Regions from separate parts of the Homo sapiens genome. Here region 1 is linked to region 2. A link is an interaction called in ENCODE POLR2A ChIA-PET data of the cell type or tissue named here. Cell type or tissue: PC-3. All regions are shown on one strand. Each heading gives the region's core, and the rest is flanking DNA. Links, peaks and the distances in the headings are about the cores only.

What was found. Peaks named below come from ENCODE experiments on the same cell type or tissue, not always from the same donor. Only the 100,000 strongest peaks of a DNase experiment are listed, where the experiment ranks them.
Region 1: POLR2A ChIA-PET joins it to region 2 with 5 read pairs; 2 of 35 experiments call an interaction of 5 or more read pairs at or near these places.

What each region holds. Positions count from the first base shown.
Region 1 is chrX:137,552,355-137,567,675 of GRCh38, forward strand. It overlaps ZIC3 (Zic family zinc finger 3), which reads left to right and starts at 13,773. Exons shown (of 3, transcript NM_003413.4): 1 at 13,773-15,321. The coding sequence starts at 14,338. It overlaps LINC02931 (long intergenic non-protein coding RNA 2931), which reads right to left and starts at 12,130. Exons shown (of 3, transcript NR_186571.1): 1 at 11,977-12,130; 2 at 8,690-8,843; 3 at 3,837-3,950. RefSeq lists an enhancer at 14,174-14,759. In PC-3, for the core only: no CTCF peak of the experiment used is centred there; no DNase peak of the experiment used is centred there; H3K4me3 peaks cover 1,034 bases; H3K27me3 peaks cover 1,945 bases.
Region 2 is chrX:136,931,581-136,946,901 of GRCh38, forward strand. No RefSeq gene overlaps it. Among named protein-coding and RNA genes, the nearest start is that of RBMX, 59 kb to the left of the region's middle. RefSeq lists enhancers at 3,968-4,067, 4,148-4,297. In PC-3, for the core only: no CTCF peak of the experiment used is centred there; no DNase peak of the experiment used is centred there.

The DNA.
Region 1 (15,321 bases), core at 5,880-13,879, 620 kb after region 2:
GCTGGAGTGCAGTGGTGAGATCTCAGCTCACTGCAACCTCTGCCTCCCAGGTTCAAGCAGTTCTCCTGCTTCAGCCACCAAAGTAGCTGGGATTACAAGTGTGTGCCACTACATCTGGCTAATTTTTGTATTTTTAGGTGAGATGGAGTTGCATCATTTTGTCCAGGCTGGTCTTGAACTCCTGACTTCAAGTGAACAGATTCCATTTTACTTTATTTTTTATTTTTATTTTCATTTTTGAGATGGAGCCTCACTCTGTCGCCCAGGCTGGAGTGCAGTGGCATGATTTCGGCTCACTGCAACCTCTGTCTCCTGGTTTCAAGCAATTCTCCTGCCTCAGCCTCCCGAGTAGCTGGCATTTCAGGAGCACACCACCATACACAGCTAATTTTTTATATATTTTTGGTAGAGGCAGGGTTTCACCTTGTTGGCCAGGCTTGTCTCGAACTCCTGACCACAAGTGATCTGCACGCCTTGGCCTTCCAAAGTGCTGGGATTACAGGCGTGAGCCACCATGCTCAGCCAGACTCCATTTTAAATCATATACACCCTCCCCATGTAATAGCAATAGCACACATAAGCAGCACATGATTATAACTGGATGGACCTTTTAAAACAACTGCAAAGATCACTTGATAATAATCAAAATAATTCATTTAATATGTAGTTTCTATGAATCACAAAAGTCAATATTACAGGGCATATGCACAATATAGGCTCTCCATTGTATTATCCTTGGAGGGACCTTTTTCTTTACATTATTTGTGATGTACACATATATTATAAAAGCAATCAGCAAAAATTAAGTGACATGTGTGATGGCAAAGTAATGCCAAGCCAACTCCCAGAGCAGTTTGCCTCCCAATTCATTTGAACATTACATTCAGAATAATGACTTAAACCCACCATGGCCACAGAATGAAACCATAGCTCAAGAAGTAAAGCTCGTATACGGCACTGAGCTACAGAGTGCTTTTCCATAGCTAGCCTTCTGTGTGTGTGTGTGTGTGTGTGTGTGTGTGTGTGTGTGTGTGTGTGTGTGTGTGTTGTGGGGGAGTTATGGAATTGTGAAGTTAAAAATAATAATAATGAGCCTCAAATTTTTACCATGTAATTTTAAAGTCTGTTTTAATGAGGAATATAAGGAATATTAAATGGACTTTCTGATCTTAAAGACTATATGTTGCAGCAGGAAAGGACACAAATAGAATATAAAAGAAGGCACTCCCCAAGATAATGATTCCAGTTTATTTCTTTTTTCCTCATGAAAACATGGACTTTTTTTTTTTTTTTTTTTTTTTTGAGACAGAGTCTCGCTCTGTTGCCCTGGCTGGAGTGCAGTGGTGGCACAATCATGGCTCACTGCAACCTTCACCTCCTGGGTTCAAGAGATTCTTGTGCCTCAGCCTCCCGAGTAGCTGGGATTACAGGCATGTGCCACCATACCCGACTAATTTTTGTTGTTGTTGTTTTTTGTTTTGCTGTTTTTTTTTGAGATGGAGTTTCGCTTTTATTGCCCAGGCTGGAGTGCAATAGTGCGATCTTCACTCACTGCAACCTCCACCTCCCAGGTTCAAGCGATTCTCCTACCTCAGCCTCCCAAGTAGCTGGGATTACAGGCTTGTGCCACCACGCCCAGCTAATTTTGTATTTTTAGTAGAGATGGGGTTTCACTATGTTGGTCAGGCTAGTCTCGAACTCCTGACCTCAGGTGATCCACCCACCTCGACCTCCCAAAGTGCTGAGATTACAGGTGTGAGCCACCACACCTGGGCTAATTTTGTATTGTTTTAGTAGAGATGGGGTTTCATCATGTTGGCCAGGCTGGTCTTGAACTCCTGGCCTAAAGTGATCCACCCACCTCAGCCTCTCAAAGTGCTGGGATTATAGGCATGAGCCACCACACCCAGCGGACTCTTTTTATAATAGTTCCATTTGGGTATTTGTTCCAGCAAACCCCAGTAACACATCTGAGTAGGAAAAGGCATAACCAAGAGAGGCATGTGTGAATAAAAAGAAAGAAGCTCTAGGGCCAGGCACAGTGGCTCACGCTTGTAATCCTAGCATTTTGGGAGGCTGAGGTGGGTGGATCGCTTGAGCCCAGGAGTTTGAGACCAACCTGGACAACATGGCAAAACTCTGTCTCTACAAAAAATACAAAAATTAGCCGGGCATGGTGGTGGTGCCTGTAGTCTCCAGCTACTTGGGAGGCTGAGGCAGGAAGATCACCTGAGCCCAGAAGGTCGAGGCTGCAGTGTGCCATGATTGCACCACTACATTCCAAATGAGTGACAGAGACCCTAAGAAAGAAAAAGAAAGAAAGAAAGAAAGAAAGAAAGAAAGAAAGAAAGAAAGAAAGAGAGAAAGAAAGGCTGGGTTCAGTGGCTTACGCCTGTAATCCTAGCACTTTGGAAGGCCCAGGAGGGTGGATCACGAGGTCAGGAGATCGAGACTATCCTGGCTAACACGGTGAAATCCTGTCTCTACTAAAAATACAAAAAATTAGCCGGGCGTGGTAGCACATGCCTGTAGTCCCAGCTGCTTGGGAGGCTGAAGCAGGAGAATCGCTTGAACCTGGGAGGCAGAGGTTGCAGTGAGCCGAGATTGCACCACTGCCTGGGCAACAGAGCAAGACTCTGTCGAAAAGAAAGTAAGGAAAGAAAGAAAGAAAGAAAGAGAGAGAGAGAGAAAGAAAGAAAGAAAAAGGAAGAAAGAAAGAAAGGAAGGAGGAGAGAGAAAGAGGGAGGGAGGAAGGAAGGAAGGGAGAGAGAGAGAGAAAAAGAAAGAAAGAAAGAAAGAAAAGAAAAGGAAAAGAAAGAAAGAAAGAAAACCTCTGACAGTTACCCTAAAGTTTCAGATAATCCACATAGGATTATGAAATATTCCTTCTAAAACTGCTACAATGTTTTGCTAGCCCAGGTGCAAGACTGAATCTTGACATCATTTCCTGGTATCTTCCCCCACAGTACCCCCAGGATGTCTTACATGTAGCATGCAAGCTATAAACATTTTGAAGGGGCAGGTGTGGTGGCCTGTACCTAAAATTCTAGCACTTAGGGAGGCCAAGGTGGGGATTGCTGGAGCCCAGGAATTCGAGACCAGCCTGGGCAACATAGGGAGATACTGTCTCCATGAAAAATTAAAAAAAAAAAAAATAGCCAGGCGCAGTGGCATGCACCTGTGATCCCAGCTACTTGGGTGGTAGGAGGCAGGAGGATTGCTTGAGCCCGGTAGGTCAAGGCTGCAGTGAGATGTGATCATGCCACTGAACTCCAGCCTGGGTGAGAGAATGAGAACCCTGTCTCTAAAAATAAAATGAAATAATTTGAAGAGTGAAGCAGCTAATGTATTGCTTGTGTGAATAAAAAGTTTTTCCACGGGGGAAAAAAGGGTTCAGTTTCAAGTCACTCTGCAACTTGCTTGCTCCCATCTGTCCCTGCCTTCCACAACTTGGAGCTGTCCTCAAAGCCTGAACCAAACTGCATGATACCTGGACAGTTCTGGTTTTTGCAATCATCTAGAAATTGAGAGGCATAAGGTTCCCCTCACCAGTTCTTGGGATTCCACCTAGGGTGGGGGGAGAAACAGCAAAGGAAATATCACTGGGGAACAATTCTTAATGAGATGGCATGCTCCGAATCTCCACTCCCCTTCTTTCTTCTAGAAGGAGGTCAGGAGTGGATCTGTTGAAAACGGGGAGAAGTAGAATTAGAACAGCCCTTTTCATCAAGTAGCTCCATCCCTCACTGTCTTACAGGGGGAAATTTCGTTCTGCAACAGCAAAAGTGTAGCCCTTTAGTTGAAATAAAATAAATGGTTCCAGGTCCATAAGCATATCATTTCTTTACCAGACCTTTATTTCTTCCACCTCAGATCAGGGCAAGGGTCATTTCTAAAAGCAGGATGAATAACGTAGAAGTTGAAGGCGGGATTTTTCTTCATGGAAACATCTGGTAGGCAAAATAAATAGATAGAGATAGCAGTCTGGAGTGGGAACCCCAAGTTTATTCTTAGAGCACTTCTAGTTGAAGCATTTCTCAGACCTTAGTGGTATTACCAGGGCCAAGAATGTAAGCCTGGGAAGGCTGCAGGGTGGGAGCAAAGAGGCTCTAGATATTGACTAACTTTAACACAGTGGCTCCCTCATTAGAATCACCCGGGGAGTTTCAAAAATAGGCCACGGCACCCTTCCCTAGACCAAGTGAGTCAGAAGCTCTGGGGTTGGTCTGACCATCTGAATATTTCAAAGATTCCCAGCAAACTCCAATGTGGAGCTAGAGTTTCTGGTTCTACTCAATTGCTTCTGGAGCAGAGGGCAGGCAACCTCTCCCCCCTCTCAAATTGAGGGAGGGGATGTGAAATTTAATAGCAGAAACTAAATATTGCAATATAAGTCTCTAATTGAGAATCACAAAAACAAGATATCATGTGGGAGCTAGAGCTTTTAAGTGTGTGTATTAAGAAAATGGGTCCCCTTCTGCCAGGCACAGTGGCTCACGCCTGTAATCCCAGCACGCTGGGAGGCCAAGGCAGGCAGATCACCTGAGGTCAGGAGTTTGAGACCAGCCTGGCAAACGTGGTGAAACCCCGTCTCTACTAAAAATACAAAAAAAATAAAAAATAAAAAATAGCCAGGTGTGGTGGCAGACGCCTGTAATCCCAGCTACTCCGGAGGCTAAGGCAGGAGAATCACTTGAACCTGGGAGGCGGAGGTTGCAGTGAGTTGAGATAGCACCACTGCATTCCAGCCTGGGTGACAAGAGCAAAACTCCATCCTTAAAACACACACACACACACACACACACAACAAAACAAACAAACAAAATAAAAACAAAGAAAAGAAAAGAAAAGAAAATGGGCCCCCTTCCATACCCAGGGACATATTAGAAACTCAGGAGCTGGGCGCGGTGGCTCACGCCTGTAATCCCAGCACTTTGGGATGCCGAGGCGGGTCGATCACCTGAGGCTAGGAGTTGGAGACCAGCCTGGCCAACACAGTGAAACCTCATCTCTACTAAAAATACAAAAATTAGCTGGGTGTGGTGGTGGGCGCCTATATTCCCAGCAACTTAGGAGGCTGAGGCAGGAGAATCGCTTCAACCCAGGAGGCGGAGGTTGCAGTGAGCCAAGATTGTGCCATTGCGCTCCAGCCTGGGCGACAAGAGCGAAACTCTGTCTCAAAAAAAATAAATAAATAAATAAAAGAAAGAAAGAAAGAAAGAAACTCAGGAAAACAGGCAAGTGTGTACAGATGTGCACTACAACTAGTGGTTATGGGCTACCAAAACTACCCAAAACTTCAGTTTGCTTAAGTAGGCAGTGGAGGCTCCCTTGCCTCCAAACAAACTTAGAGCCTAAAACCACCTTAAAAAGGAGAAAGAGTTAAGAGGTAAGAACTAATGAGCTTTTCTAAAGTGGGAAAGGAGTATTTCAGTGATGGGGAGAGGGGTCTCCTGGAATGTTTTTGAGGCCACTGAGCTGCTGACAGGTTCAGCTTTTGGAACTTGTACTGATAGGAGTGAGGAAAAGGACACTGTAGGCCATGTGTTTTTCCTCTTTCATTTAATAGGTAGATAGATAAGAACTTCCATGGAGGAATGTGTGATGAGGGTGGGGAACAGGGGAAGAGGAGAACGGATGTCTGCTGATAAAACCTGCTTCACTCTGTCCTTGGTCCTCAGGAAAACTTGACCTTTAGCCCTGGATGGCTCGAGAGGGGCCTCTGCACAGCCCAGTGTGGACTGAAGTTTGTGCATCCAGGTTGGGAGGGCAGGGCTAAGCAGAGGGACCACAGACTCTGGCTCTGAGGATTCCACCTGTTTATAGCCCTCAAGGGCCCATAGGGGCATTCTTGCTGAAATCAGGCTCCTCTGTTCTTGAAGACAGACCCATTAAAATGAGAGAAAGAAGGACCAAGGGACGGCAAGGCGAGGAGGATTTTTTAGGCTTGGTGAAACTTGAACCCTAGAGAGCAAAGGGAAGGGGGCCTCAGGCTCACACAACCTGAGCAAAATAGGAAAGAATATGCAAGGCAAACACCCATCTCAGGTCCTGCAGGGGTGGCAGGAGGATCAGGTCAATGAATGGGACTTTGAGGCCTGCAGTGCGTGGGATCTTAAGGTCCCTAGCACGCTAGTACTCAATGTGTGCAGTACTCAATGTCTGCTGTGCTACTCATGGTGAGTAGCACAAGGGGCTTTCCTTCAGGGGCTAGGACAGGAGCAGGCACAATTAGTCACTGTTTGGGAACAGCGCCCCGCTGCCAGTCCTGTGGTAACAATCTAGCCAGGGTAGCTCCTGGGCCTCTTGATGAGAAAGGACAGGCCCGCTGAGCCAGAACAGAAATTTCACCAGGGGCTTTTCTTGGGCCTTCAGGGCCACCCTGTCCCCAAGTTGACTTTCCCACAAATGGAGCTTTTGGAAAACACTTTGGCAAGTGGCACAAAGTCAGGCTACACTTTGGTGAGAGCTCCATTGGGTGTGACAATTTAGCCTGGCTAGACCATACTCCTGAAAGTAGGAGTGCCATATAAGATACATAATGTCCTATAAAATCTGAATTGCCAATAAAGAATATTTTAGTATAAGTATCTCCCAGGCAATAACTGGGACATACTTAAACTAAGAAAAAATCGTTTATTTGAAATTCAAATGTAACTGAGCGTCCTGAGTTTTTGATGTGCTAAATTTGGCAACATTACTTGTGTGAGTGGCTATTTGGGTCTGAAAGAATTGTTTGCCAGTCTGGACCAGGTTCAAAAGGTGAAGTGTAATCTACCAAAGCTGAGTCTGAGGGGCAAGGGTTGAGGATTATGCAGCCTTATAGAGAAATTCCTGATAGGGCCGGAGTGGAAGGAAAGATGAAGGAGAGGGGAGACATACCTAAGGGGATGAGCTAAGGTAGTAGTTAGTAAGCTGGGTTGTTGGGAGCACCCTGGAATCTTTTTTTATTTTAGAGGGAGTCTTGCTCTGTCGCCCAGGCTGGAGTGTAGTGGCGCCATCTCAGCTCACTGCAACCTCCGCCTCCTGGGTTCAAGTGATTCTCCTGCCTCAGCCTCCTGATAGCTGGGATTACAGGTGCCTGCCACCACACCCAGCTAATTTTTGTATTTTGGTAGAGATGCGGTTTCACCATGTTGGCCAGGCTGGTCTTGAACTCCTGACCTCAAGTGATCCACTCACCTAGGCCTCCCAATGTGCTGGGATTACAGGCGTGAGCCACCATGCCTGGCCCACCCTGGAATCTTTATAATAACATATCTTTATAGTTTAAAGGGGAAGAGTGCAGAGAAGGAGCATAAATGTTTTGCCCAAGTCTACCAGCTGATGGCATTTGTCCTGGGAAGAAAGGGAGGGTAGCGTTTCTGGGCAAGAAGAGGAGCTGGGTGAACGCTAGGCCCTCACTGAGGAGGGGCAGTTGAGTTGGGAGGGAGTCCATCTCTCTGTCCCTCCAACCCCCTCAGGCCTAGGGAATTGGGGTCACTTCCCTCAGGCTTCCTGGCCTCACATGCCTGGCTTGGTTTGGAGCTGTCGTTGCCCCTGAGGGCTCAGTCACGCAGAAAGGGTCAATAAACTGTGTATCTCTAGCCAAAGAAGAAAGACAATAAAACCACCCTCAGGGTCAGAGGTCACCTAGTCACTGATTGAGATATTCACAACTCTTTTTCCTCTCTTCTCATCCCTTCTTTCTCCTGAGACTCCTCCTCCCTTGACTACTTTTTCCCTTTCTCCAAAGCCAAAAGTATCCCCAAAAATAACTGAGATGTGGGGCTGGGGGAAAAAAAATCAAGCCATATGCAAAATGAAGCTGGAAATCTAGGAGGGTGATGGTGGATAAAATCTACTGGTCAAGAATACCTAGCCTCTGCTGACACTACAGTCCAACCCCTAGTCCAGGGGTCGGCAAACTTTTTCTGTAAAGGGCCAGATATAAAATATTATTTTAGGGTTTTCAAACCACATTCAGTATCTGTAGCATAAATTCCCCCCCTTTTTTGTCCTTCTTTTTCTACTTCTGCTCTCTAACCCTTTAAAGATGTTTTAAAAATAAAATAAAATAAAACCATTCTTGGCTCCTGGGGCCATACAAATACAACAGGCTATGGGCCAGATTTGGCCTCCAGTTTGCAGACCATAGTCTGCCATTCACGTCCAAACCAGCAGTTAGTCTAATTCACTCCCACTCTATCTTGTTGGTGGGGAAAGAAAAAAGGGAGGAAAGGGAGGCCCTATGCTTTGTTTTAATGTCAAAGCCCTTTCCTCCCACCCCCTCACTAGGAAATAACTAGATGAATAACCACAAACCAAGTGCAAATTGCAACAGGCAATTTGATTTTACAAAATGCAATTCCTAAACTACACAAAGTTCCTTGGGAGTGGAGACAGCATTTTTCCTAGGGATCAGGAATTCTCCCTCTCAGCTTGGGCAAAAGAAAGGCGGCCTCTGCCCCTCAGCGAGGAAGGGAGAAAGAAGATGAAATGGTGGAATAGGCCTGGACTAAGGAAATGTAACTTGGGGACAAAGGGTTGGTGGGGGCTCCAGATCTAGGCACTAAGGATGAGAGTTGCTGCCAGAAGCCATAATGTGGCCCAGAGATATCTTTCCCATCACGTTGGGAGGATTCTTTCTCAAAGCAAAGAAATGAATGAACAAATATCTCAGAATAGTCTAAGGCTTCTCTCCACTTGCCTTGAAGCTAATTTACATTTTAGAACTAGTACAGCATTTAGCAGCTACAAGGAACTTGGGGTCCTGGGTAAATGTGTGCTCCAAAATGTCAGGCAAACTTGGCTCTCCAAATTGATTCTCCTTCCCCCATCTCTTCAGGTGTCTGGGGAAGGACCTGTAAACATAAATCAAATGTGTCACTGTGTATCTCAGCCTCTGCCTGCATCCCCCTCTTCTCTTGCCTGGGCACTCCCCACCTACAAGGTGTTCTGATCTAGAAGGAAGGAAGAAGTCCTCTTTCAATGTGTCTTGCTCTCCTGGCACCTGGAGCCACTGCTAGTGCAGCTGGGGGCTAACACCTAGTCACCCCCAGAGCGGTAAAGGTATTCCATGGCAGCAGAACCTAGCAGGCCACAGCTCGTCATAAGCCTTTCACTCAGATTTGCCTGAGGACCACTGCCTACCACTTGGGTGGGGTGGTTCACTGCATTTTCTATATTTCAGGGACTCCCTTTATAATTCCAAACTGGATTCTGATAGTTCTAGTTCAAGTCCCTGCCTGCCTCCTTCAAGTTCAGCCCTATTTACTTCAGCCTATGTCTCTGAAGTTCAAGTATATATATCTGTCTGCACAGCCCTGATTGACAAGTACAATGAAAATGTCTCATTCCTGTCTGGTTTGCATTTCATTACATTGGGTAACAATATGCCTTGTATTTCAGAGGACAAAGGCAAAAAAAAAAGGGGGGGGGTTAATTAACAATATCTGTTTATTCTCGATTGAATTTTAAAGGTATTTAGGGCTTATAAAATATGTGTCAAATGATAGGACCATAGTGAAAATTCTGATGTGGCCAATAAAATCTGGAGCTGTGTGATTTTACGCTCACCAACCTGCAGACACACTTGGTTGGCAAGTGTGTCAGCATGTCCTGGAGATCGATAGTTCAGCTTGGCCCCTGATGCCAATTAAGTGCTTTATCTTAGCATAAAAATAAAGAGAAGTTAAAAATGCATTCTTTTCCCAGCTTTCTTCCCCCTTCATTTTTTATTGCCACTTGCAGTTTTTCTTTTAAAAAGATCTGGGACTCTGAAGAGAGGGTGGGGATTTATGTAAAGAAAGTGTCATTTACCAGGAAAAAAGGCGAATAATGGTGAGTTTCAAGGACATGTTGCAATGAGAAACACTTTGTGCTCCACTAGGGAGAGACAGGGGCACCAAATTCAGCGTCCTGGAATAATTCCCTTCCTGGATTCAAAGATTCATTTATTGAAATAAATCAGGAAGCCTTGGCAGAACGGAAATCCGCTTGCTGGGTTTAAAGGGCCTTTAAAATGTTGCGAGTGTTAGATTGCAAGTCTTTTCTAAATACAAAACAGAAGAAAAGACCGCAGCGTTTCCCTTGAACTTAAAGAAAATTACTAGGTCACCGAATCAGGATAATTTCATGTCCACCACATAAAATGTGTTTAGAAAGAAATGCTGCATGATAACACAATGTGCTGTGTATGTTCTGTTTTTCGGAGGTTCGACGGAAGAGAAAAGTGCTGTGGAGTTGGGCTCTGGGTTGTAGGAAGAACCCGGTCCTACCCTACTGCCCCTCAGGACGTTCTGTTTCCCTACTGCTTCTTCAAGATGGATTCTAAAAATCGGGCTCAAAAGCTTTGCTGGTTTAGAAGTGATCAGTTTTTCTGATTTTATTTACTGCTTTAGATTTGGGCATAAAAATAAATCTTTTTCCTATTTACCGTTTGAACTCAGTGTGAGGGAAAGGATCCCATTATATTTCCTATCCATACAAACATGTGGATATTTAGACCCGACCACATACAACTTGGGGACACATAAAAGAGATTTATTGGTTAATTTACGTTGCCTACTACACATGTAAACCCTAGTAAGCCAAAGCTGCTGAGGGAGCCTCAGCTATAGAACCACGACCCCTGGGTTCGAGTTGTCCTCCCTGACTAGAGCTGTGACTCCTGTCTCCACCTGAAAAACGAAAACACGAGAGTTGTCTCCATCCCCTCACCTCTGCCTGTGTGTAGGAAAAACTTTTCTCCTCTTAGCTTTCCCTCTTCTGCCACCACTCTGTTCTCAGACTCAGCTCCCCAAAGCGCCCTGTTCCCCGAAGTTGTTCCCAGAGTCTCCTCTTGAAAATCAAGTTTGGGGAGGAGAGAAGCTCTAAGTCATAAGAAAAACTTCGCGATTTTTCCCCCCCAACAGCAGTGATTTGCTTTGTTGGGGGTGGGGACTTTGTTTTCATGTGCAGTAACTAGCTTTATCTGGAGGGATTTTGCTTTCTACCCTCTTTTAAGGGTCAGGGGTCCCCCTCCCCAAATAAGGAAACTCCCACTCAAACCAACTGAAACCGACTTAGAAATGGCCTGCCTCTGACCTGCTGTTCACAAAGCCCCCAGCCTCGTCCTTTTGCGCGCATCTGGGACCCCTGCGTCCCACAGAACAACGACACCCCCTCAGAACCGCACTCTCAGGATGGGCCCGGCTGTCCCGTGAAGGGCTCCATTGCCCGGGATTTTGGCCTGGCTGAATCGCCTCAGGTCTGCCCCCTTAACAAGCATCCACCCCCCCGGCCCCCACCTCCCCACTTCTCGGTTGATGATCTAATTGAATTATGCCTTTTTGTTCCAGGGACTACAGAGCACGTGCTGGAGGCAATTAATTATCGGAATGTGGCCGTATCAAAACGGACACTGGGCACCGGGTAGGTCAGCGGCGGCAACTTCCCCCTGCCTTGAGCTCAAGACCCCTTCCCAAATAGGGGCATGATGAGCTCCCTCGGCTGCCCCCCTTCTGAGCCCTTCACCCAGTTGCAATCGCGCAAGGCCCTCGATTCTCGGGGTACCTGGCGGGACTCCCCGGAAACTCTCGCATCAGCGCTGGCCCGGCCAGAGCTCGACAGCCGCCCCTTCCCGGTCCCCTAGTCTCGAGAACCGCTGTCCGCGGGACCAGCTCAGTGAGGAAATCCAAACTTTTTCAAACCAACTACTTAGCCAAGGGCGGTTGGGGTTGGTGGGAGGTGAAGAGAGGTAGAGGGAAGAGAGGAAATAAAGGAGAAAGTGAAAAGAAAGGTGGGGCGGGGGGGGGGGGGGGAAGAAAGGCAATCCTCCTTTTTTGTAAACCTGACTCCAGGGGATTCATTTGCATGATTTAAGCATATTTGTTCTCTGAACACACCAGCGCCCCCCTACCCCCCCAAAGAAACCCTCTGCTGAGAGGCACTGAAACCATTCTTGGAGAGCCTATGTTCGGCAGACGCAATAATTTAAGTCAGCAGTGAACTCACCTTCCAACCTGGGGAGAGAGCTCTGGATGTGGAGAGAGAATTGGGGCGAGTTTGATGGGAGGGGGTGAATACGGTAAGATGTGCTACCGGTAGGGTGTTCTCCCAGCAAACTGGCTAAGAAAGAAGGTGAAGTGTTGGCTGGGCCAGGCAGACTGGGGAGCAGGAAGTGAAAGGCTGCAGTTATAAAGCGCTGCTTAAGGCGGTCTCTCCTGGCGCCTCTGAACTTGATCAGATGTTCTATTTCCTACAGAGAGATGGCGGCCAGGCTGTGAGGCTGCCTCAAGGCGCAGACTTTGGGGCTTGGCCCAGCTAGGGATGTGACAATCACAGCCATCTTTCTCTCTGCCTTTTCTTTCCACTCTCTTCTGCATTCTTTGCAAATGCCTTGCAGGACACAAAAATGAGTGAATTTATAGCCTTGTCTGAACCTGGTCATTATGTCAGAAAGACCTTGCAACAGACAGAAGGCGAGAGGACTTTCACACACACCCCTGGAAGTAAATCCTTAAGGGGTAAGCAGTCCCTGAGGTCACTACATGCTTTACCTTCTCCGGGTAGGAGTAGAAGAGAGTAAAGCCTTGGCTGTTCAGAGGAAAGAAAATTCCATGTCACAGTCCCCATTCAGCATCAGCAACCCCCAACACGACTTTTGCATTTGAAAATGTTGAGAATTCAAAGCTGATTAGCCTAGTGATTTGGAAACCACCCTGATACTGTGTGTGTCTAGTGTGTTTATTATGTGTTTAGTGTGTTGTGTGCATGTTTTGCGTACACTGGCTAAAAGTGTTCTTTGCATGTTTTGTATTTGTGGGTATGCTCGCTGTTATGTGTATTTGCTCTGTTGTGTTTAGTTGTGTTTCTGTGTTTGCTGTGTTGTGCGTAGTTTATGTTACTGTGTTGTATGTGCTTACTTTGTTGTGTTGTGTGCGTATTTCATATGTCGTGTTTGTTTCCTGTGGTGCGCTTGTGTTTACTGTGTTGTGTGCTTGTTTCCTACTGTGTGCTTGGGTTTACTGCGTTGTATATGTTTGCTGTGTCGTGCCCGGTGTGTAATTCGGGAAGTGGGCAGCGGCGAGTACGGCCGCTGCTCACAAACTAAAGGGTCAACGCTTGGCGCAGACGGAAGTAACGGAGATCAGCTCTAATTGTAATCGTTTCTTCTCCTTTGGGTCTCGGACAGCTGCCGACAGGTTGGGGGCACAAACGGCGAACTATCCCGGCCTGGGTCCCGGCCTCGAGGCCATCAGAACTCGCAGTGATTGGAGGTGGACGCAGCGGCTGGACCGGGAGCGCGAAACTGCTGCGCTCTCCCCAGGATCTGCGCCCTGCAGCTACAGAGGGGACATGTTCTCAAGGTGGTGAGGCAGCGGGGGCCCAAGCAGGACTGGACGTTGAGCGCCGCGTCTCCTCCATCGGCGCAGCAGTGGGACCGATCCTCGCGGGGCAAAGAGCCCGCGAGGGGTGGGGGAAAGCCCGCGAGAGTCCCGGCGGCGTCCCGCCGTTTGCCGGCTGGAGCCTGGCCCCAGTTCCCCGCAGCCACTCAAGCCCGGTGGAGCCCACTCGCGGCCGCCCGGCAGCCGCCGCCTCACCTGCCAGGCACCCGGCGGCTGCCCAATCAGCGGGGGTCGCTCGGCCGCGGCTGCCATGTTCTCCGCTCCGCGCTGCCAATCAGCCTCGCGGCGGCCAATGGGCAGTCCGGCCGGAGGTCAGGTGACCGCGGGCCAGCTGGCTCCCCATTGGCGCGCGCCTCGCGGCCTCCCGCTCGGTTTATGTGCGAGGAGTGAGTGATTGACTTTATCAGTCCAAGGACATTACTCTGGAGGCGAAGAGGCTGGGACTCGCGCGGCGAGCGGCAAGCGGCGAGTAACGAGCCTGCCTACTGCCCGCTGCCCGCCTGCCCGGCCGCTAGCCGGCTCCGCCACTTGGCGCAGCCCAGCCCGGAGGCCGGTACCCAGGGAGCCTCCTGGCCCCGCGGTTCTGTGCACTCGGGGAGAGGAGGGGTGCCCGGGACAGGATTGGCAAACTCCGCCCTCCACTTACTATTTTGCTTATTTTTCTTTGTGCGCGCCTGTTAGTTTGTTAAACCAGATCTAGTCCGAGTCTTTTCTCCTCCCTTCTCCTCCCTCCTCCTCCCCCCGCCAACACCCCCTCCCTGCTCTTTCTTCCCCTCCTCCCTCCTATCCCTCTGCAGGAGACTCTTGCAGTGACGGAAAGTTGCAGCCCCTGGTAGCGCCTTGGGGGTCTCCCCGCAGTGTCCAACCGCCGCCACCCCTTTCCGACTACGGCACTTCGGAGATCTCCTCCTTCGCCGGTACCCTCTCTCACTTCGGCCGGATCGCCTGTGCCCAGAACGTCCCACCCATGACGATGCTCCTGGACGGAGGCCCGCAGTTCCCTGGGCTGGGAGTGGGCAGCTTCGGCGCGCCGCGCCACCACGAGATGCCCAACCGTGAGCCGGCAGGCATGGGGCTGAATCCCTTCGGGGACTCAACCCACGCCGCCGCCGCCGCCGCCGCCGCCGCTGCCTTCAAGCTGAGCCCTGCCGCGGCGCACGATCTATCTTCAGGCCAGAGCTCGGCTTTCACGCCGCAGGGTTCGGGCTACGCCAACGCCCTGGGCCACCATCACCACCACCATCACCATCATCACCACACCAGCCAGGTGCCCAGCTACGGTGGCGCTGCCTCTGCCGCCTTCAACTCAACGCGCGAGTTTCTGTTCCGCCAGCGCAGCTCCGGGCTCAGTGAGGCGGCCTCGGGTGGCGGGCAGCACGGGCTCTTCGCCGGCTCGGCGAGCAGCCTGCATGCTCCAGCTGGCATCCCCGAGCCCCCTAGCTACTTGCTGTTTCCCGGGCTGCATGAGCAGGGCGCTGGGCACCCGTCGCCCACAGGGCACGTGGACAACAACCAGGTCCACCTGGGGCTGCGTGGGGAGCTGTTCGGCCGTGCTGACCCATACCGCCCAGTGGCCAGCCCGCGCACGGACCCCTACGCGGCCGGCGCTCAGTTTCCTAACTACAGCCCCATGAACATGAACATGGGAGTGAACGTGGCGGCCCACCACGGGCCCGGCGCCTTCTTCCGTTATATGCGGCAGCCTATCAAGCAGGAGCTGTCGTGCAAGTGGATCGACGAGGCTCAGCTGAGCCGGCCCAAGAAGAGCTGCGACCGGACCTTCAGCACCATGCATGAGCTGGTGACACATGTCACCATGGAGCATGTGGGGGGCCCGGAGCAGAACAACCACGTCTGCTACTGGGAGGAGTGCCCCCGGGAGGGCAAGTCTTTCAAGGCGAAGTACAAACTGGTCAACCACATCCGAGTGCACACGGGCGAGAAGCCCTTC
Region 2 (15,321 bases), core at 3,674-11,673:
TAAATATAGACCTAGGATCAAACCTGTGTTAAACCTGTACAGGCAAATGTACCAACTTTGTCATGTCCTAAGCAGGTTAGTTCTTTTACTGGGTTTTAAAAGCTTTTTCGTAGCGAGTAACACAGTATTTCTTAATAATGGAAGTTTTTAAGAGCCAGATGCTTGAAATTGTGGCGTCTGTTTGGGGAAAGAGTTAGTTAAAGTAAAGTTATCTTGAGGCATTAACTCTTTTGCTTCTCAAGGCCATTGGTCTCTTATGTTAGCCTTTTTATAAACATAACATGAGGAAACGTCTAGGCTGCCGGCAATGTTTTCAGCCAGCTGAGCAAATAGGTGTTTTTTTTTTTTTTTTTTTTTTTTTTTTGCTAAAGGAGGATGCTCTGGTAAACTTCTGGTTTATATGTTGAAAGAATGACTTAAAGACTCGGAATTGTTGCTGGGTGGGATGGGCCTGGGTTTCCTGACTAAGTAGTATGTGTACAGTGGGGATACCTTATATAGGTGTTTCTTCTAGCATGGTTATGGGGGGTAACAACAACAAAACAATGTACAGCATATTCATATCCAGCAAAGACAAAAGAGGTCCTTACCTGGGAAAAAGGTTGAATACAGAGACAGAACAATAGGAAAACAGGTAGTATTACAGGAAAACTACTAGTCTTAAGATTTTTAACTACATCACTTGGCTTGGTAAGTCCTTAAGCTTTGGCTGTGAGTAGACTAGTCAGCTGCCAGTGTGACTAGAGCAGGGCTTGTTTCAAGCTTCAGCCATGCATAGACTGGTCAGCCTCTGGAGTGACCAGAGCAGGGCTATCGTCCTCAGCAGCAGCTTGGTCTCATCTCAGGATCAGCCGGGTTGGATGATCTGTGTCCTGCTGGCTGGTCTGCTTGTCCTGAGCTGCCAGTGTTAGCTGACTGGGATGGATCTGAGACACAACACCTGCAACTTCTAACAGCAGTAGGAGTAGACAAGATTACAGTATAGGGCCCATCCTATATGGGTCCTAGAAAAATTAGATTTTACTTTTTTACTTTAAACAGAGTCACTAGATTTAAAGCGGTGTCAGGCTTATAGGCATTTGTATGTATTTAATTATGAACACTTTGTATGGCTATTTCTAAAAACTGCATTTGCTTTCTTAAGGTTAATTCCTTTAGTTCCTGGAGGTCACCTCTAATTTGACCTGTAATTTGGGGGTGGCTGACCGAACAAAATCTTACAGAACAAATACCTAGTTTGTTTGGTGGGGGTGCACCTGACTCGGAGGAGGACCATAGGCAAAAACCTGATTTTATCTTAAATGTATTTCCTGGCAATATTTTTTCAGTAGCTGCTCAAGTGTCCAGTTCATGCATTCCACCTTATCTTGAACTTTGCGGCCAATAGGCTGTGTGTAACTTCCATTTTAACAGTCTTGTTAAATCTTGCACTAGTTCAGCTACAAATGCTGGCCTATTGTCTGACTTTAAAGTTAGAGGCAGTCTAAACCTGGGGATAATGTCTTTTAAACAGTACTTTAGTTACTTTTTGTACTTTTTCTGTCCTGGTGGGGAAAACTTTAACTTACCCTGAAAAGGTGCAAACAAGCACTAGCATGTACCGATAGCCTCCAGCATGGGTCAGTTCTGTAAAGTCTATAAGCAAGTTTTCACAAGGTATGGCTCTTTCTCCTGTTTAAGTTTCTTGGAGGGGTTCTTTTTCTTCCCCCCCTTTATAACTCTATCTAGTGGCTTAGCCATCAGTGAGAAATTGGAGTCCAAATACGGCAGAATCCTGCTGCTTTTAACTTCTAATGTGACCATGGGCTCCTGGGAGCCTAAAGAGAAGGTGCCTAGTCTGCCCTAGTCTTTACATTCTTCAGCTCCTGCCAGCCTGATCAGATCAGTATTTGGTTCCTCCAAGGTGCGGCAGCCCTTGGCCGATGGCCTCTTTGTCTTGCCGCCTTGGCCATTTCCTTTATTGCCTTCTGAACATTCACCCTTCTAGTGTCCTTTCTTTTTGCATCTCGTACATTAATCCCTCTCTAGCCTTGTCCGGCTCTTGAATCCTTGCCTAACGTGACTTCTTCCACGTCTATGTCCGCATCCACGTCCTCTCACATTGCTAATCTCTCTTTTTATAAGAGCTGTTGCTAACAGATTGGCTTTTTTAAGTCTTTAATTTATTTATTTTTTTCCTTCCTGAGTTCTCCTGCTCCTACGGCCAGCTGGCAGGGCCAGGCAACAGCACGGGCCCTGCCCCCGCGCACTGCTGTCTGTCTCTCTTGTTTACTTCTGATTCTCTTTTTCACACTTAGTCTTAGTCTTTCTTTTTCTTTTGGTCTTTTCCCGGCGCCAGTCCCTGGCTCCTTCTTTTTTTAGATAGAGCCAGGCTGGGGAGAGGGACTTAATCCTTGGCGTGCCTAGCTGCTTCGATTGTTGCTTTTGCTCTTTCCCTTTTTGTTCCTTGGTCCCAGTTAACATACACCTTGGTGGCCACTTTTATAGACTGGGTGGTATTCATGCCTGCAGCTTCTGCTTGATGTTATTCTGGGCTTGCTTTACAAATGAGGTATTCACTATATACTGATTTTTCAGCAGCCTCAGGGTTAAATGGGGTGTAAAGCCAGAATGCTTTATAGAGTCTCTTATAAAACTGACTTAGGCTCTTGTCAGCTCCTTGAAGCACTTCTGAAATCTTTTTTATATTAATTGCTTTTTTTCTACCAACTGTTTGCCTCTGCAGAAGTGCTTCTCAGTATCTCTGCAAACGCTGAAGCTGAGTTGCATTCTCTGGGTCTTTTTCCTATTTTTCCTAGAGTTTAACAGGCCCTTTTCTTTATTTAATTATCCATGCACTTGGAGGGTTAAACAGGCATACCGAGAGTCAGTGTAAATGTTTACAGTCTTACCTTCACTGAGTTCTAAGGCCTGAATTAAAGGAATGAGCTCAGCTTAGCGACAATGTCCAGGGTTATCACCATGTATCCTGCACATCTGTCTCCTTGTGGGTTGATGAAGCTGTTCCCATCCACGTATAGCTCCCAGCCTACTGATGCCCAAGGCTGGTCCTGGAGGTCAGGTCTGCTAGAGTAAACTTGAGTCCAACACCTCTACACAGTTATGCTCGACAGGGCTCTAGTTGCCAGGAGCAAGGTGGCGGGTTCAGGGTGTTTCCAGTTTAGTAGATCAATGGTTGAAAAGGGCTGATAGATGAAAGTCTGTTGTCCCCCCGGATGTGGGCCTGGTCATTATAAATAGACAGGTCCTCACCTCTCCCTGAGAGGCATTTGCATAGCTCGAGCAAGACCAGATCTGAGATGGCCCACTTGACTATCTTGACTTCCTTCCTTGGCCTCTCGAGGTTCCGATTCTCCCCTTCGAGGTGAGACCTGGGGTGTGTTAGCTCCTGAATCTGGTTTCTGAGGGGGCTGTTGGCCTCGGTAAAGGGGGGTAGGCTAGGACATATGGAGAAAGAATTTCTGTTTATCTCTGGCGGCTTCTGCAAAACTGGCTTCTCTTGCTGTTTCTGGGACTCCCTTTTTAACTCTGTGTCTGCTGGCGAAGCTGCTCTTACTTTTACTTTTGGCTTTTTTGCAATAAGCTGTTAAACAGGGCTAAATTTATGCCAGTTTTGTCTATATTATATTTAACCATGAGTCAATATAAAGGAATTGCTACAGGTACACTGGCTGTCCTCCGACCCCTGTCACCACCTTAAATACATGGCCAATTGTTCCCTGTCTGTAGTTCCTTTGGTGGGCCATCCAACACCAAAAGAGGGCAATTCTAATTCACCCAGAGTTCTTAACCTCTGGGGGGTTAACTTAACTCTATAATCCCCTGCAAAACCTTTCTTAAGGTTTTGTAACATGCATTTTAATAGAGTAAGTTTTGATGATTACTTTCCTTTTATTTTTCTTTTCTTGGAATTTTTTTTAACACAGTTTCTAGCAGAGTGGGCTTACTTTGTGTCTGACCTATTTTTCTCTCGAGACAAAACAACATTCACACTACAAGAAGGAAAGGGTAAAAGGTCACTCACTCGTCTATTTCACACTAAATCAAAATCAAAACTAAAACCAAAGTGTCGTTAAAGGCACCTCTGTTCGTCAAGCAATTTAAGCCAAGTCAAAATCAGAACCAAAACCAAAGTGCCAATAAAGGCATGCCTGTTTATCAAGCAATTCAAGTCAAGTCAAAATCAAAACTAAAACCAAATTATCAAGCAATGCAAGTCAAGTCAAAAACAAAACCCAAAGTGCCGGTACAGGCACGCCGTGGGTGATCATGCCATGCTTCCACTCAAATGGAGTGGGCAAGTTCCAAAGACCAGTCTTACCAAGTTTCAGATGTCCAGACTTAAAGTGCCAGTTCCTTCCCAGTGTTCAGCCACTGCATTGGTCCTTCATGTGGGCTTGCCATGCACCGCTCTGATGAGGCGTTGTACCGGGGCAAATGCCTGCCTGGGAGCGCTCATCAGGATCTACATTGCTCAAGCTGGCCGGAGTCCCCCACAGGGATGCTCTACAGGGCAGGCATAAGCTGCCTAAGGGGCTGTGTCGACCGTCCATTAATCACCTCGCTTCCCGGTCAGGGAACCAAGAAATGTAGCAGGACAAGCTGCAGACAAAACTCCTCAGACATCAGATTAAAGAAGGAAGAGGTTTATTCAGCCAGGAGCATCAGCAGACTTGTGTCTTAAGAGCCAAGCTCCCTGAAAAAGAAATTCTTGGCCTTTTTAAAGGCTTACAACTCTTAAGAGGTCCACATGAAAAGGTCATGATAAATTGAGCAAGTGTGGGGAACGTGACTGGGGGATACATGCATCAGCTAACAGAACAGAAAGTTTTGCAATACTTTTTCATACAATGTCTGGAATTTACAGATAACACAAGTAGTTTAGGTCAGGGGTTGATGTTGTTATTATTACTTTTTTAACTCCTAGGGCCGGGTAGTGGTGCCAAGGTTGTCTGGCTATTTATCTTACTTTTGTTTCTTTCCAACTTTTTGCTTTGTCTTTTCTCCTGTCTTGTGAACTAGGCAAGGTAGGGGGAGGAGGGCAGCAGGAGTAGTAGTGGTCTCCTTCCTTAGAATGACCCAGACAGAGTTCTTAATTTTGTGATGTACTGGGGAACACAATTTACTAGGGGATATAAATGTGTAAATACACCAACTACAATTTGATGTAAGTGACAATAGAGATATGAGCTGAGTGCTGTGAGAACACAGTACAGAATTCTCTTTAGTAATTTAGCAGGTTAGAAGTAGAGGCTGTCGCGTGTGATGAGTCTGGAGAGATAGGTGGGATCCAGATACTGAAGGACCTTTACCTATTACATTGAGTACTTAGTTTATGCCGAGCAGTGGTTGATATACTTTGCCTGAGTTGATTTAATCCTCACAGCATCCTGTGGGTACTGTTACCATCTTTACATTACAGGTACAGAAACTGATACACTAAGAGGTTACAACATGGCAAAGATCACACAAGCTAGTACAGAACATATCTGAGCTTTGAATATAGGTAGTTTTATTTTTTTCTTGTTTTTTTTTTTTTGAGACCTAGTCTCACTCTTGTCACCCAGGCTGGAGTGCAGTGGCATGATCTCACTCACTGCAACCTCTGCCTCCCGGGTTCAAGCAATTCTTCTGCCTCAGCCTCCCGAGTAGCTAGGATTACAGGCATGTGCCACCATGCTTGGCTTATTATTTTGTATTTTTAGTAGAGATAGGGTTTCACAATATTGGCCAGGCTTGTCTCAAACTCCTGACCTTGTGATCCGCCCGCCTCAGCCTCCTAACATGCTGGGATTATGGGCGTGAGCCACCACACCTGGCTTTTTTTTTAAAAATTGAGACGGAGTCTTGCTCTGTCACCCAGGTTGGAGTGCAGTGGCGCGATCTCGGCTCACTGCAACCTCTGCTTCCTAGGTTTAAGCAATTCTCCTGTCTCAGCCTTCTGAGTAGCTGGGATTACAGGTGCATGCCACCACGCCCGACTACTTTTTATATTTTTATTGGAGAGAAGGTTTTGCCATGTTGGCCAGGCTGGTCTCAAACTCCTGACCTCGTGTGATCTGCCCCCCTCGGCCTCCCAAAGTGCTGGGATTACAGCTGTGAGCCACTGCCCAGCCGAATATATGTAGGTTGACTATGGATCTACATCCCTAACCACTATGCTGTGCTTTTTCTCTCTAGTAGTATGGATATACTTTCTTACTAGCGTATGCAAATCTACTAGCTGTATTTTATTTCTCTGTGTGGTTTTACTATAATTTATTTAACTGGATTGATAGAGATTGTTGGTTGTTTCTAGTTTTTAGCAGTTACACATAGTGCTTTAGTGAGGAGTATTTACTTCCCACCTCAAGCTGATTGGGGCACACTCTCACATGATCACTCTTCCCTTCTTCATCATTACTGTATTAAATGATCTCCAAAATTCCTTCAGGGCCATCACCCTAAATTCTGAGATTTGCAGAGCCATAATTCTTAATCTCAAGAGCTGTATATATTGTAGATTACTTAATGTGGTAATTGTCAAGGCTCGTTTGTACTTTTTTTTTTTTTTTGAGATGGAGTCGTCTTTTGTTGCCCAGGCTGGAGGGCAGTGGCACGATCTCGGCTCACTGAAACCTCCGCCTCCTGGGTTCAAGAAATTCTCCAGCTTCAGCCTCCCGAGTAGCTGGGACTACAGGCACGTGCCACTGCGCCCAGCTCATTTTTATATTTTTAGTAGAGAAGGGGTTTCACCATGTTGGCCAGACTGGTCTTGAACGCCTGACCTCAAGTGATCTGCCCACCTCGGTCTCCCAAAGTGCTGGGATTACAGGCATGAGCCACTGCACCCAGCGAATTTTCGTATTATTATTATTATTTTTATTTTTTAGTAGAGACAGTGTTTTGCTGGTCTCGAACTCCTCGGTCTCCCAAAGTGCTGGGATTACAGGCATGAGCCACCGCACTCAGCTGTACTCATTTTCTAAGGATTGAAGGCCTGGGTGACATATTAGTTAACATGTATTGAAGGTTTCCTATACCAAGCATTCTACTAAGTACTTTACATGCATTATTCTAATTGTCTCAGCAATCCTGTGAGCAATTATATATATTGTCCCTCTTCTTAAAATGAAGAAACTGCTGGGCGCGGTGGCTCACGCCTGTAATCCTGGCACTTTGGGAGGCCGAGACGGGCAGATCACGAGGTGAGGAGATCAAGACCATCCTGGCTAACGCGGTGAAACCCCGTCTCTACTAAAAATACAAAAAATTAGCTGGGCGTGGTGGCAGGTGCCTGTAGTCCCAGCTACTCGGGAGGCTGAGGCAGGAGAATGGTGTGAACCCAGGAGGCGGAGCTTGCAGTGAGCTGAGATCACGCCACTGCACTCCAGCCTGGGAGACAGCGAGACTCTGTCTCAAAAAAATAAAAATAAATAAAAAAATAAAAATAAAAATAAATAAATGAAGAAACTGAGACTTGATGTGTCTATGGTCATATAGCTAGTAAATAGCTCACTGATTGCAAAGCATATATATATATATATATATATACACACACACACACACACACACACACACACACACACAGAGAGAGAGAGAGAGAGAGAGAGAGAGAGAGAGAGAGAGAGAGAGAGAGAGAGTGAGACAGTCTCACTGTGTCACCCAGGCTGGAGTGCAGTGTGGCATGATCACAGCTCACCGCAGCCTCTATCTCCTGGCTCTAAGCAATCCTCCTACCTCATCCCCCCAAGTAGCTGGGGCTACAGGTGTGCATCACCACACCTGGCTAATTTTTAATTTTTTTGTGGAGATGGGGTCTCGCTGTGTTGCCCAGGCTGGTCTTGGACTCCTGGGCTCAAGCAGTTCTCCCTCCTCAGCTTCCCAAAGTGTTGGAATTACAGACATAAGCCACTGCGTCCAGCCAATGCTTGTATTTTTAACCCTGGTATTAATTATTTTGCTAGGGCTGCCAGAACAAAATACCACAAACTGGGTGGCTTAAACAATGGGAATTTAAGGCCGGGCACGGTGGCTCACACCTGTAATTTCAGCACTATGGGAGGCCGAGGCGGGCGGATCACGAGGTCAGGAGTTCAAGACCAGCCTGGCCAATATGGTGAAACCCCGTCTCTACTGAAAATACAAAAAATAGCTGGGTGTGGTGGCACGCGCCCGTAGTTCTAGCTACTTGGGAGCCTGAGGCAGAAGAATCGCTTGAACCCGGGAGGCAGAGGTTGCAGTGAGCCGAGATCACGCCGCTGCACTCCAGTCTGGGCGACAGAGCGAGACTCCGTCTCAAAAGACAAACAAAAAACAAAACAACAAAAAACAATGGGAATTTGTCACTTTGCAGTTCTGGAGGCTAGAAGTCTGAAACCAAGGTGTTGGCAGGGTTGATTCCTTCTGAGAGCTCTGAGGGAGACTGTTCAATGCCTCCTTCTAGCTTCTGGTGATGGCCAGCAATCCTTGGTGTTCCTCAGCTTGCAGCTGCATCATTCCAAACTCTGCCTCTGTTGTCATGTAGGCACTGTATGTCTCTTATTTTCTTTTCTTTTTTTTTTTTTAGATAGAGTTTCATTCTTTTGCCCAGGCTGGAGTGAAGTGGTGTGATCTCGGCTCACTGCAACCTCCGTACCCCAGGTTCAAGTGATTCTCCTGCCTCAGCCTCCTGAGTAGCTGGGATTATAGGTGCCCGATACCACACCTGGCTAATTATTGTATTTTTAGTAGAGACGAGGTTTTACCATGTTGGCCAGGCTGGTGTCGAACTCCTTACCTCAAGTGATCCACCCGCCTTGGCCTTTCAAAGTGCTAGGATTAAAGATGTAAGCCACCACACCCGGCCTTATGTCTCTATTTTCACATGGTCTTTTTCTCTTCTTAGAAAGGCAACAACGATATTGGATTAGGACCAACCCTAACAGCTTCATCTTAACACGATTGTATCTACAAATACCCTATTTCCAAATAAGGTCACATTCATAGGTACTGGAAATTAAACCTTCAACATCTCTTTAGGGGACACAATACAATCCGTAACAACTCTTACTGCAAAACTGTCCTCAAATCCCCATGGAAAAATAGTTGTTGACTCTTCTTTAACCACTCCCACCGAAAAAGAACAGCCGAAGAGTTCTTTTGAACTGGAGCAAAGTTTTTTTTTTTTTTAGACGGAGTTTTGCTCTTGTTGCCCAGGCTGGAGTGTAACAGTGTGATCTTGGCTCACCGCAACCTCTGCCTCCCAGGTTCAAGCGATTCTGTCTCAGCCTCCCAAGTAGCTAGGATTACAAGCATGTGCCAACACGCCCGGCTAATTTTTGTATTTTTGGTAGAGACAGGGTTTCGTCATATTGGTCAGGCTGGTCTCGAACTCCTGACCTCAGGTGATCCACCCGCCTCGGCCTTCCAAAGTTATTGGATTACAGGTGTAAGCCACCGCGCCTGGCCTGGAGGAATAGTTCTTGAAGTGTGTTCTGAGATCAGCAGCATTGATATCACCTGACATACAGAATCTCAGGCCTCATTTAGGATCTAATGAATCAATCTGCATTGTAGCAAGACCCCTGAGTGATTTGTATGAACTTTGATTTTTTTTGTTTTTCAACGTATTACTATCTTTATTATGGTATAGAGTAGTATTTTATACATAGCTCATTTTATAGCAAAAACATTTATGTACAACTGTAGAGAAACCACTACACAGATAGCTCCAATTTAAATTAGAAAACATTTTGCCGGGCGTGGTGGCTCACACCTGTAATCCCAGCACTTTGGGAGTCCGAGGCGGGCGGATCACCTGAGGTCAGGAGTTTGAGACCAGCCTGGCCAACATGATGAAACCCCGTCTCTACTAAAAATAAAAAAATCAGCTGGGCATGGTGGCCGTGCGCCTGTAGTCCTAGCTACTCGGGAGGCTGAGGCAGGATTCATGCCAATCGCTTGAACGTGGGAGGCAGAGGTTGCAGTGAGCTGAGATTAAGCCACTGCACTCCAGCTTGTGCAACAGAGTGAGACTCTGTCTCAAAAAAAAAAAATTAAAAAAAAATTGCAGCTTATTTATCTCTACAAGGTGTTGCCAACGAGAAATAAAAGAGGAATTAAAAGGTTTAGGGCATATTTATAAATAACAGGAGTAAACATAGCTTCTAAGAGATGCCAGGAAATGCCTTACCAATGTCAAGGACAATCACTCATGCTTTTTTATGTCACTTCTGATATTTGGAAACAGAATTAAGGTGATGGACTGTGAGGTCTGACTCAGGCTGCTTGCTCATATTTGAATGGATTTGGTTAAAAAGGTAGTAAACAAAGTGTGATCATACAGGAAGCTAATCTCACCAGCTATGTGAAAATCAAGCTTAATGCTTTGTAGTCACATCTCATATTCTCATACTCAGAGGAAAAAAGCCAAGAAAATAATCTTCTACAGTTGTATTTATTCTACACTGCCTACAGAAATAGTTTATGTGTACATACAATCAAACTTTTATCTAATCGCTGTAAAGGTCATTTATATAGGCCCCCCGAGGGCAAGGACTGTGTTATAATTTATCTTTTTCAGAATTAAACAAGCTGCCCAAGGCCATGGAAGTGAGTTAGACCTAGCTGTTTGCTAGGTCTACAGTCTTGTGTTTTATTTTAGGCACTGTGGCTGGCTAATAATTTCCCTGACTTTTACCATAGTTAATCATCTCTTTTTCTTTTCTTTCTTTTTTTTTAAGAGACAGGGTCTCACTCTGTCACCTAGGATGGAGTGCAGTGGTGCCATCATAGGTCACTGTAGCCTTGAACTCCTGGGCTCAAGTGATCCTCCCACCTCAGCCTCCTGAGTAGCAGGGACTACAGGCATGCACCACCATGTCTGGCTGTATTTTTATTTTTATTTGTAGAGATGGGGTCTCGCTATGTTGCCCTGGCTGGTCTTGAACTCCTGGCCTCAACTGATCTTTCCACCTCGGCCTCCCAAAGTGCGGGGATTACAAGTGTGAGCCGCTACACCCGACGTCTTATTCTTAAAATACTTGCTTCATTTGAGTTTTAGGTTACCAAGCTTTCCTGGTTTCCTGTCTCACTGGTCACTTCTTACTGGTCACTTCTTAATCTCCTCCTCATTTTTGTAAACTCCTAATGTGGGAGAGCCCTCAGACTCAACTCAGTCTTTGAACTTTTTATCTTCTTTAGTTATACTCATACTTTGGTAGTCTTACCTGTCTCATGGTGTTACCATGATGACTGTTAGATCTCTAGACTTGTATATTTATCTGTCTATTTGACATGTCTGCTTGTTTTTTTTTGTTTGTTTGTTTGTCTTTTTTTTTTTTTAGACAGAGTCTTGCTCTGTTGACCAGGCTGGAGTGCAGTGGCGTGATCTCTGCTCATTGCAGCTTCTGCCTCCTGGGCTCAAGTAATTCTCCTGCCTCAGGCCCAAGCGATTCTCCTACCTCAACCTCCTGAGTAGCTAGGATTACAGGTGCGCACCACCATACCTGGCTAATTTTTGTATTCTTAGTAGAGACGGGGTTTCAGCATGTTGGCCAGGCTGGTTCTGAACTCCTGACCTCAAATGATCTGCCCGCCTTGGCCTCTCAAAGTGTTGGGACTACAGGCATGAGCCACAGCGCTTGGCTAGGACATGACCACTTGGATGTGCTTCCCCTGTTGTTTTTCCCATCTCAGTAAGTGGCAACTCCATCTTTGCAGTTGCTCAGGCCACAAATCATGGCATCACCCTTAATTCCTCTTTTTCACTCTTCACTCATACCCCCTATTCAGTCCAATCCTTTGACAGACCATGTGGCTCTCTCCCTTTGAAATATTTCAGAATCCACCACTTCTCAACTCCTCTACCACTATCATCTGGTCCAAGATATCATTTTACCTCACTTGGACTATTGCAAAAACCTAGCCAGTCTCCCTGCTGCTACCCTTATTTTCTAGGGGTCTGTTCTCAATACAGTATTCAGAGCATTTCTTTGGAAATGTCAGCTCTTTTCAATCCTCTGCTTAGAATCTTCCATTGACTTCTCATCTTACTTAGAGTAAAAGCCAAAGTTCTGAAACTGGCCTATAAAGCCTTGTGCAGCCCATATATAAGGCCAGAGGTTTATAATAAAATAGTGCTTCTACTTCGGTGAGAGCTCTTAACATGATCTTTGCTGCATAGTCTTTCTCATATCAAATGAAGATTTTTCTGTACTGGGTTCGTACTTACACAGTAAACCTTAATGTGGATTATCACGCAGTAATTTAATTGTTCTCTTTAGTGTTACATTTTGATCTGTAGCCTTAAGAATCATTTTTTTTCATGGTTATAAAGCTAAAGAGAATTAAAAACAAACAATAAAAAACAAAAAAATCATAACTTTAAAAATTTATAGTTGTTTTAAAATGTGTTCTGGGCCGGGCACTGTGGCTCATGCCCATAATCCCAGGACTTTGGGAGGCTGAGGTGGGCGGATCACCTGAGGTCAGGAGTTCCAGACCAGCCTGGCCAACATGGTGAAGCCCTATCTCTACTAAAAATACAAAAATTAGTCAGGCGTGGTGGTGGATGCCTGTAATCCCAGCTACTCGGGAGGCTGAGGCATGGGAATCGCTTGAACCTGGGAGGTGGAAGTTGCAGTGAGCCGAGATCACGCCACTGCACTCCAGCCTGGGTGAAAGAGTGAGACTCCATCTCAAAATAAGAGACTCTGTCTTAAAATAAAATAAAACAATAAAATAAAAAGTTTTTCAGCTTTAAATAGAATTTATTCATTCTAGAAACACTTAAAAGGGCATATTATGTACCAGGCACTAGGGTTACAAAAATGAATAGAAAGAGATGCACATCAGTAATTTTTCCCAACTGTGAGTGAATGGTTTTATTATGCATACACATGTATAGACAATTCCATAAAGATTACCTATTATTCATTACACAGAAGCCAAGGGATAAATTGTATGCTGAGTAAGTAAATCAAAAGGGAAGCATCACTGTTTCTCCTTTTTATTTTTCTCCTATTTTTCCTTTATTCCTCTTTACATTTTGAGTAGTAAGTCTCCACATCCCTGACCAGGCATTTGCTAGCTGCATCACTCCTCTCTGATTTCAAACTTCTCTAGTTTGTTTCCATCTTCTATTTTTAAAGTTTTTTTCAGACAAAAAGGTCATGTAGATTATATTTTTGGTATCTTTCATTTCTAAGCATGCTGCTTTATACACAGTAGGCCCTCAAATCTTTGAGTGCTTATAAATATGATTTTTGCTTCATCTAATTCTCTAGACATGCAGTTAAGATTACAGGATGGGTTACTTAGTATATTGAAAAAGAATGATATGAAATATGAAAAACAAAGCCATTTAAAAGATATTCATGACACTCTAGTGCTTTACTTGCCCCTGGACCAGATGTTTGTGTTCATGGGTCAGTGACTCTTAGCTCCGGACTGTATTAGTGGTGCTTCACCAAAGGACTGATTTCAGGCTATTCTTTTAATAGGGAAAACCCTTTATGACTATGTAGATCTATGTATTTCCATTTTTAGTCTTTTTTAGACTGTGTATCATATATATATATTTGTATACGTGTGTGTGTGTGTGTGTGTGTGTGTGTGTATATATATATATATATTTATTTTTTTTTTGAGATGGAGTCTCACTCTGTTGCCCAGGCTGGAGTGCAATGGCATGATCTCAGCTCAGTGCAACTCTGCCTTCCGGGTTCAAATGATTATCCTGCCTCAGCTTCCCAAGTAGCTGGGATTACAGGCACCTGCCCCCATGCCTGGCTAATTTTTGTATTTTTTTTTTTAGTAGAGATGGGGTTTCACCATGCTGGCCAGGCTGGTCTCAAACTCCTGACTTTAGAGGATCCGCCCGTCTCGGCCTCCCAAAGTGCTGGGATTACAGGCGTGAGCCGCTGTGCCCAGCTGGATATCATATTTTTGATCCAGGTTTTGTTACACTCAGTTTCATCTAAGGCTTATTTTTTATAGCTTCAGATATTCTTTCCTGAGACCAAACCCTAATTACTGTATTTGGGGCTAGGTCTCAAATCTCGAAAATTTACAAATTGTGCTTGGTTTGTGTCATTTCTGTAGATGGCCTGACAGCCATTATAAAATGATTCTTCCTAATCTCATTCTGAAAGCAATTCCACATTAGGAATACCTCGCTTTTGTCCCTATGTATCACCTTTAGTGGTTATCTCCATTTTATAAATGAGGCTACTGAAGCCCAGCAAGCTCAAGTAATTTTCTCAGGTTCACAGCTAGCAGGTGGTGCAAGTGATATTCAAAACCATGTCTGTCTGGCCCCCAAACTCAGTTTTTCTACTATACCATTCTGGCTTTCTTTCTTAAGGGTCTATTATATTTTCTGCCTCAGAGTCACTGTAAAGAAAATGAGAACCATTTATGTTAGAAATGTGTGTGTGTGCCTTGAATCATCTAGCTAGAGGTCAGGATTACTTGATCCTACATCCTGTAGTTTACCCAAAGTACGATTGGTGAAAACAGGCAATTTACTAGTCCAATAAGTATAGTCCAGTCTTCTAATCTTTGGATGAAATACAGAAGTGTAATCTGAGGAAAGGAATGAAATGCACTCTGAAGGGGCCGGGCATTGTGGCTCGTACCTGTAATCCCAGCACTTTGGGAGGCAGAGACGGGCGGATCACCTGAGGTCAGGCGTTCGAGACCAGCCTGACCAACATGGTGAAACCCCATCTCTACTTAACATACAATAATTAGCCAGGCATGGTGGCAAGTGCCTGTAGTCCCAGCTACTTGGGAGGTTGAGGCAGGAGAATCGCTTCAACCTGGGAGACAGAGGTTGCAGTGAGCCGAAATCACGCCATTGTACTCCAGCCTGGGTGACAGAGTGATACTGTCTCAAAAAAAAAAAAAACAAAAAAAGTGAAATGTACTCTGAAGACATTTAATAAACCTTTCTTCAGCTACTGAGAATAGAATACTATTCAAAGTCTAAGCTATTATCATAAGTTGATTGAAAGCTGAGGTCCTTATACATTTTTGTCAGTTATCAATCAGTTATTAAACATTTAAATGTAAGGACTTTTATTCTTATAGTAAAAACCACAGGAAAACACATCTAAATTGAAGTTCGGATTCATATCAGGAACCTACATAATATGGTGCTAGTGGTCTGTCAGGAAGCAACTGTAGCCATCAAAAAAAGCCATACCAGGCCGGGCGTGGTGGCTGACGCTTGTAATCCTAGCACTTTGGGAGGCTGAGGCAGGCAGATCACCTGAGGTCAGGAGTTCAAGACCAGCCAGGCCAACATGGCGAAACCCCGTCTCTACTAAAAATACAAAAATTAGTCGGGCATAGTGG